Linked DNA regions of Homo sapiens: region 1 is linked to region 2. A link is a contact called in ENCODE Hi-C or POLR2A ChIA-PET data. All regions are on one chromosome and are shown on one strand. The core of a region is the stretch at or near the end of the contact, and the rest is flanking DNA. Distances in the headings are between cores, read along the strand shown. Region 1 has its middle 27 kb from the start of LEP. Region 2 holds the start of RBM28 (RNA binding motif protein 28).

Evidence for each region. Hi-C counts contacts between places; a loop is a spot of excess contacts on that map. ChIA-PET counts read pairs that join two places held with the same protein, here RNA polymerase II (POLR2A). Pooled maps may share reads with other maps.
Region 1: a pooled map shows a loop between it and region 2 (2.1-fold over the local background). The contact joins the enhancer-like site here to the promoter of RBM28 in region 2. A Hi-C loop is called at or near these places in 2 of 168 maps with a recorded cell type or tissue (astrocyte of the cerebellum and endothelial cell of hepatic sinusoid) and 1 of 50 pooled maps. POLR2A ChIA-PET finds 5 or more read pairs at or near these places in 9 of 52 experiments (BJ, H1, HEK293T and 5 more).

Annotation. Positions count from the first base shown.
Region 1 is chr7:128,265,845-128,269,988 of GRCh38, reverse strand. No RefSeq gene overlaps it. Among named protein-coding and RNA genes, the nearest start is that of LEP, 27 kb to the right of the region's middle. RefSeq lists an enhancer at 1,738-2,467. Within about 2 kb of position 2,609, at least 8 of the 41 ENCODE cell types and tissues checked have a DNase peak (open chromatin) inside an H3K27ac peak, as active enhancers do.
Region 2 is chr7:128,342,431-128,346,550 of GRCh38, reverse strand. It overlaps RBM28 (RNA binding motif protein 28), which reads left to right and starts at 2,643. Exons shown (of 19, transcript NM_018077.3): 1 at 2,643-2,875. The coding sequence starts at 2,758. It also overlaps the pseudogene RNU7-27P. RefSeq lists an enhancer at 2,503-2,702.

The DNA of each region.
Region 1 (4,144 bases), core at 1,360-3,859, 77 kb after region 2:
CCACCCACAGATAAGCGTGAACATATGAAGTTTGTCTTTCTGTGCCTGGCTTATTTCAGTTAACATAATGATCTCCAGCTCCATCCACGTTGTCGCAAATTACAGGATCTCATCTTTTTTATGACTGAATTGTACTCCATTGTATATATGTACTACATTTTCTTTATCCATTCGTCTATTTTTTTTTTTTTGAGACAGGGTCTCACTATGTTGCCTAGGCTGGAGTACAGTGGAGCAATCATGGCTCACTGCAGCCTCAACCTCCTGGGCTCAATTGATCCTCCTACCTCAGCCTCCCAAGGAGCTGGGACTATAGGCACATGCCATGACACCTATCTAATTTTTGTATTTCTTTGTAGAGACAGGGTTTCACCATGTTGCCCAGGCTGATCTCAAACTCCTGGGTTCAAGCCATCCACCTCCCTTGGCCTCCCAAAGTGCTAGGATTATGGTTGTGAGCCACCGTACCCAGCCCCATTTATCTATTGGTGGACACTTAGTTGCTTCCAAATCTTGGCTATTGTGAGCAGTGCTACAGTAAACATAGGAGTGCAGATCTCATATGGTAGCTCTATTTTTAGTTTTTTTTGAGAAACCTCCAAACTGTCCTCCATAGTGGTTGTACTAATTTACATTTCCACCAACAGTGTATGAGGATTCCCTTTTCTCCACATCCTCGCCAGCATTTGTTATTGCCTGTCTTTTGGATCATACACATATTTGCCATTTGTTTGTCTTCTTTTGAGAAACGTCTGTTCAGATCTTTTGCCAATTTTAAAAGTGGTATTATTAGATTTTTTTCCCAGAGAGTTATTTGAGCTCCTTATATATCCTGGTTATTAATCCCTTGTCAGATGGGTAGTTTGCAAATATTTCTCCCATTCTGTGGCGTCTGTCTTCACTTTGTTGATCTTGTCCTTTGCTGTGCAGAAGCTTTTCAACTCGATGTGATCTCATTTGTCCATTTTTGCTTTGGTTGCCTGTGCCTATGGGATATTGCTCAAGAAGTCTTTGCCCACTTCAATGTCCTGGAGAGTTTCTCCAATGTTTTATTGTAATAATTTCACAGTTTGAGGTCTTATTTCAGCCTTTAATTCATTTTGATTTGATTTTTGCATATGGTGAGAAATAGGGGTCTAGTTTCATTCTTCTGCCTATGGATATCTAGTTTTCTCAGCACCACTTATTAAATACATTTCCTCAATGTATGTTCTTGGAAACTTTGTTGAAAATGAGTTCACTGTAGATGTGTGGATTTGTTCCTGGGTTCTCTATTCTGTTCCACTGGTTTATGCATCTGCTTTTATTAGGGCCCCTTGTCTTCTGTTTAGCCTCATAAAATATTGTATTATTTTCAACAACTGTTTACACATAAATCAATGTGAACATGACCCATAGGAAACTCAGCAGCAAGTGTGCATCCAGGGATATGAAAGGGCCACAGGGCTACTGCAAGATGAAGACAGGGAGGCTCCAGCCGTGCATCACACCATGGTCTGCCCCTTCCCTGCCAATTACAGCATCTCCTCTAAGCTGCACAGAAACCTGGGAGGGAGGCTTTGAGAGCTTAGTGACTTGCCCCAGCTCACCCAGCCTGGAGTGACAGGGCATGGACCAGGCCCCTGACATCCTGACCTCAGGTCAGTGGGTGATTACTTCTTCCCCCTTCCCAGATGTAGCAGGAGGCCTAAAACGTTGCCATTTTGATCCCCTGCCCCCTGTTAGCACTGGAGGGTTTGAGGGCTTCAAGAATTTCCTCTTTAAACAAATCATCCTGGAAGTAACTCTCCATCAGCCACTAATACTGTAAAAGGATTATGGTACTTGCAGGGATGAGGGGCATGGAGGAGGGGGTGCCAGGACCCCAAAGATCACCTCCACATGTTTCCCACAGCTCAGGGAGCCTCTGTGTCCCCCAGTGCCACTGTCTTCCCACCAGGCTATGAGCCCCTCTATTTGTTCAGTTTTGTTTCTCTGGAGCCTGGCACAGCATCGGGCACATAGTAGGCACTCAGAAATATTTGCCCAACTCCTCGCTTACCATCATTTAATCTGTCTGACCCAGGACCTGCCAGAATTGGCCAAAGGGCTGCCATTTGCACTCCTCCTCCCAGCACCCCCCGACCCCTGGCAGCCCAAGAATGAGCATGGTGGCACGGGAGGCCACAGGATTCCTCTAGAATCCTGTTTTTCATCATCTAGCCTCCAGCAAGGGATTTGGGAATTCCTCAAACAGCCAGTGTGCATTTGTGCATACACAGTTAGCCTGCCAGCTCTCAACATGCCATGAAAGACATCCACCAAGCAGCCCTCCTGGCCAGACTGGGCTGGGCGGCCCCAGACCTCCACGATGCTGTCCAAACCTCTTGGGGCTCTCTGATCTGTGCCAGTGCCTCATTCCTCTTCCCCGGACCCCCTGGCGGCAGCAGCAGCTGGCCCCTGAGACAGTAGCTTCCTGCCCTCCCTCCTTGGCTGGGACTCATCTGCATTTGGCAGTGCTCAGATTAATCCCGATTACCTTCCCTGCTGACTGCGCAGGAGCTGAACAATTTCTCTGGCCCCCGCCCCCATCCCCTGGGAAAACACAGCTGAATGTTCCTGCAGCCAATGTCCTCACGAACCAAGAAGATTATGGCCATGTCGGGTTCTAGGAAGAGCAAGGCCAGAGTGTGTTCTTAGGAGGGCAGGAGGCACCGAGGGATCTCGTAGCTCCCTAAACGGGGCAAATGGAGCGAGGCTGTGAGCAGGAATGATGCAACACCAACAGGCGGAGACTGGAGAGAAGATTAGAGAGGGAATGCAGAGGGAGGAGGAAGACAGCCTCTTTTGCAGGAGCTTTTATTTATTTCTATTCTCTTTGAAGTTAGACATCAAGTGGAATCAGGAGGGGAAAAGCAGTAAAGAAGCAGGGAAAGAAAAAATCAAGAGTCAGGCAGCTGGTATGCGCCTCAGAGACCTGTGGGGGGACTTGTTTCATGCCCAACCCCGTGCCTGGGCAGAAGGCCAGGAACGATCCTACCCTTAGGGATGCAAACATGTGACCATCAGAGAGAGGCTGCCAGGGCAACATTTTCCTAGGAGACAGTACGATCCTGGAGGGCAAGGACCATGGCTCTCAATCACTTCTGTCTCTGCAGTGCCTGGGACAGAGCGTGGTATACAGTAGTTGCTGAAGAAATAATAGCTATGTGCTAGGAGCTATTGAAAGGCCTTTGAATGCTAATTCATCATGTCCTTTCACAAGGCTGTGAGACAGATACTACTATCTTCATGGTAGAGAAGAGAAAATGGAAGCACAGAGAGGGTTAAGTCACTTGCTCAGGGTCACACAGTTTGAAAGGAGCCAGGCTGGGATTCAAACCTGTGCAGGCTGATTTGAAAGACTGCTCTTATTCACCATTCTCTACCCTCTTGAAAAAAAAGAGGGATCTTTTCCTACCCTTTTCTACAGACTCTTGAAAGAGTGAAAAGAAAAAAAAATATGTTAGTTGTAGAATCGAAAGAGAGCATTTAAATTCAGTTTCTTATTTTATCAACTAAGGACTAGACAGGAGAAGGGATTTGTCCAAGACCTTTGGCACTAGCAGCTACTAGTGGAGCTGGGATTAGAACCTAGGTCTCCCAGTGCCTACTCCCAGGAGCTTCCTACCTCACCAGTTTGTCTTGGAAGAGAACAATCAGTGCCCTCCATGGTTTGTAAACTGACTATTTAATGGCATAATTGTCTGCTGGGCTTGGGAATCTGGTGGAAAGCAGACCTCTTCTTTACCTCCCCAGCCTTTCCTCAACCCGGTCAGGCTGGCTGCATAGGGTGGACCCGAGATCTTCAGGCCTCGGCAGCCTGGCCCAGCAGGAAGACATTGAAGCTCACCAGGAGGTGGCAGGGAGTGTCCCTGGGGGAAGCTGCTGAGGCCAGTGCTCAGGAAGGAACCAGGGCTCTGTCTGAGGACCAATTCCATCCGGGCCTGGTAAGGGACATGTGGCTGTCCAGTGTGAATGTTCTGTGCTTGTATATTTCAGCCTAAATTCCCAGTTCTTTGGCAACCTGAATACTGAACGTTTTCAGAGTAGTTTTTCTCCCAAGGCGTTTGTTCTGGATCACTAGTGTCTGGTATATATCATTTTTGATTCAACATATTTAAAA
Region 2 (4,120 bases), core at 1,394-3,893:
GACTAAGTGGCTGGTATCATTGCTTACAAATGTGTTTTGAACTTGATGGAGCTAATGTTGAAAAATAAAGTTTAGGCTGGGTATGGTGGCTCATGCCTGTTATCCCAGCACTTTGGGAGGCCGATGACGGCTGATCACTTGAGGTCAGGAGTTCAAGACCAGCCTGGCCAAGTTGGTGAAACTCTGTCTTTACTGAAAATACAAAAATTAGCCAGGCATGGTGGTGGGTGCCTGTAATCTCATCTACTCAGGAGGCTGAGGCAGGAGAATTGCTTGAACCTAGGAGGTGTAGGTTGCAGTGAACCGAGATCGCACCACTGCATTCCAGCCTGGGTGACAGAGCGAGACTCTGCTCAGAAAAAAAGAAAAATAAACTTGTATTTTATTTTCAGAAGTCTCGAACTCCTGAGTTCCAGTGATCTACCCATCTTGATCTCCCAAAGTGAGTTATATATTTTTTTGAGATGGAGTCTTCCTTTGTTGCCCAGGCTGGAGTGCAGTGGTGCAATCTCGGCTCACTGCAACCTCTGCCTCCTGAGTTCAAGCGATTCTCCTGCCTCAGCCTCCCGAGTAGCTGGGATTACAGGCATGTGCCACCATGCCCGGCTACTTTTTGTATTTTTAGTAGAGACGGGGTTTCACCATGTTGGCCAGGCTGGTCTCGAACCCTTGATCTGGTGATCCACCCACCTCGGCCTCCCAAAGTGCTGGGATCACGGCCGCTCCTGGCCGTGAGTTGTATTTTTAAAAAATAATCGTGAAGTTTTATTTTAAGCATAGATTACTTACTTCGAACTAGAGCTCCATAAATGTGATGTTTAGCGTCCCCCTAATCTCCACTCCCATCACTATCAACCAGTCGTCTAGCCATCCAAAATGTATTGAAAGTGAATGGGGCTTGAGGAGATCATGAAACTTAATTTTCACCATAGTGCCTTATAAAAGGTACTAAAACTGTAAAGTTTTTGAGTTTTCTATCTGCCATGTTACTATCATTTAAAAGTAATGATTTGGCTGGGCTCAGTGGCTCACGCCTATAATCCCAACACTTTGGGAGGCCGTAGTGGGAGGATTGGTTTATCCCAGGAGTTCAAGACTAGCCTGGGCAACACAGGGAGAACTGTCTGTACAAAAAAATAAATAAATTGGCCAGGCATGGTGGTACACACTTGTGGTCCTAGCTTCTCAGGAGGCTGAGGTGGCAGTATTGCTTGAGCCCAGGAGATCAAGGCTGCAGTGAGCCATGATGGTGCCACTGCACCCCAAGTTGGGTGACAGAGCAAGAGTCTGCTAAAAAAAAAATTATTTAAAAAATGGCCTTGGGTACTTTTTTTTGAGCTAGTTGTTCTGCAAGGTGTAGCTCTCTTGCACCTATTCAGGTCCTGAGCCCAGTGGCATGGCAAACACTCTCTGTGTTCCAGAACCAGGAGCACCCAGATTTCCTAGCCAATTAAGAGCTCTCAGCTTTGGGTCTGTCTGATGAGCTGACTTGAGACAAAGATCTTCTGTTTCTAGGAGGACATGGGTTCTAGGTCTCTGTGTATAAGTTGGATGTTATGTTTGCTTTGAGTGTGTTTGATGTGGTCCTGCAGTGTGTGTGCTGTGATTTATTTGTAAGAATTTTTGGACTAATAGTCTTCCCAGCCAGGTGTGGTGGTTCACACCTATAATCCTAGCACTTTAGGAGGCTAAGGGGGGCTAATTGAGCTCAGGAGTTTGAGACCAGCCTGGGCAACATGGTGAAACCCTGTCTCTGCAAAAAATACAAAAATTAGCCGGGTGTGGTGGTGCACCTGTAGTTCCAGCTACTCAGGAGGCTGAGGCAGGAGGACTGCTTGAACCTGGGAGGTCGAGGCTGCAGTAAGCCGAGATCGTGCCAGTGCACTCCGGCCTGGTTGATAAAGTGAGGCCCTGTCAAAAAAAAAAATCTGTTTCCACCATTAGACTGTAATCTCTATGAGGGCAGGGACCCTGTCATTTCTTTGCTCACCAGTTTTATCCCTAATGCTTGGCTCATAGTTAGAGCTCAGTATATATTTATTGAAATAATAATTGTGTACTATCTGTGTCTATGTGTATTTTAGTAGCTACAATTTGTTTGTGAGGCTGAGGTGACAGACAGCTGGTGTTCTCCGAAAATGAGAATCGTCCGAATGATGTATATGATATATCTATGTCTACGTGTTAGTGTTCCGGTTGTGTTTTATGCACGTAATCTGGGAATTTGTGGAGGCACTTCAGAAAATATCAAACACCCACAGTATATCAGATCCTGAGTTACGCCCGGGGCAAAAACGACTTCTTCTGCCTGTCCTGCTAACTTTGGGGAGGATCTGGAGGTGAGATTTTTAAACAGGGTAGAAATTATTTATTTTTATTTTGTATATTAAGAAAAAAAATTACTTTTTGGAGGCCTTCCGGCAAAAACCAGAAAGCCTGCTAGGCAAATTCTAAAAAAGCTGTAACACTAGGGTAGAAATTATTGATGCCAAGTTTACACAAAAGTGGCGAGGGCGATGCTAGGGCAGGGGGCGGAGCCCCGCTCCAGAAGCTACGCCCCGGGGCGCCATTATTTTTTCATTCCGGAACCTTTTATCCCCCTCCCGACCATGTTTTCCTCCGGTCTCTTTTGGGCAACGAGCACTTCCGGAATCTCTCGGCGTGTGAGCTTGGTTGTCCTACCAAAGCCAGCGTTTCGGCTCGCGTGCGCCGGCCTAGTTTGCTCGCGTCCTCACGCGCTTTGGGTTTCCCGGTCTCATGGCCGGCCTGACCTTATTTGTGGGCCGCCTCCCGCCCTCGGCCCGCAGTGAGCAGCTGGAGGAACTGTTCAGTCAGGTGGGGCCGGTGAAGCAGTGCTTCGTGGTGACTGAAAAAGGTAGGGGCGGGGCGGTCGAGGATAGGGCTGGGGTTTCCTGCGATCGAGGGCACCTTCCCAAACTTCAGGGAGCCGTATCATTCTTTACCCTCCCCGAAGAGAAGGGACAGGGAACTGAGTTTCTTTTCCAAACTGATTCTGCTTTAGATGCGTTCATAGGAGTCAGTTTATGAAGGGCAAAGCATTCCCTTACGTTTCTATAGCGCTTTCTGTTGATTATGCGCGCTAAAAATGAAAATAGTTAACTAGAGCATCAGTAAGACTTATTGAGAGTCACCTGATTGGCAGGTACAGTGATCAGTTTGATACAGGTTATCTCATTTAATTTTCTCAGCAATCTTACCGGATGGAGAGTCTTAATGTCATTTTACAGACAGGAATCCGGGATTTAGGGGAATTTAGTAACTTTAAGTTTGTACGGCTGTTAAGTAGTGGACCCCCGATTTGATCCTCAGACCTGGACATCTTAGCCAGGATGCTATCCACTTGTTCATTCATTTATTCAGCAAATACTTAATACCTACTGTGTGCCAGGAAGTGTTGTAGGTCCTGGGGATGCAGCAGTGCACAACACCAAACCAAAAAAATCTTTGATTTTATGTCTTCAAGGTGGGGAAGAGAGCCAATAAACGAGCCAATAAACAAGCCAACCGTGAAAATGATGTCAAATGCTAAGGAGAAAAATAAGCCAGGGAAAGGGGTTAGGAAGTCTATGTGCATGTGTATAGTGGGGAGAGGGGGTGAAGAGTGGCAATATAGATAGGGTGGCCAGAGAAGGACGGACTGAGGTGAGAGAGTGAACACATGCCTCTCCGGAGGAAGAACAATTCAGGAAGAGAAAACAGCAAGCTCAAAGGTACTGAAACAGAGGTGTTTTTGGTATATTGGAGGAGTAGTAAGGAGGACAGGGTGACTGGATTGAAGTGAGTAAAGGGAAGAGAATTAGGAGATGAGATCTAGAGTAGCAGATCATGTAAGATTTTTTTTTTTTTTTAAAGACTGCGTCTTGCTCTGTCGCCCAGGCGGGAGTGCAGTGCCACGATCTCCGCTCACTGCAACCTCTGCCTCCTGGTTCAACCCATTCTCCTGCCTCAGCCTCCCAAGTAGCTGGGATTACAGGCGAGTGTCACTACACCTGGCTAATTTTTGTATTTTTAGTAGAGACGGGGTTTCGCTATGTTGGCCAGGGTTGTCTGGAACTCGAGACCTCAGGTGATCCGCCCGCCTCATGTAGGATGTTATAGA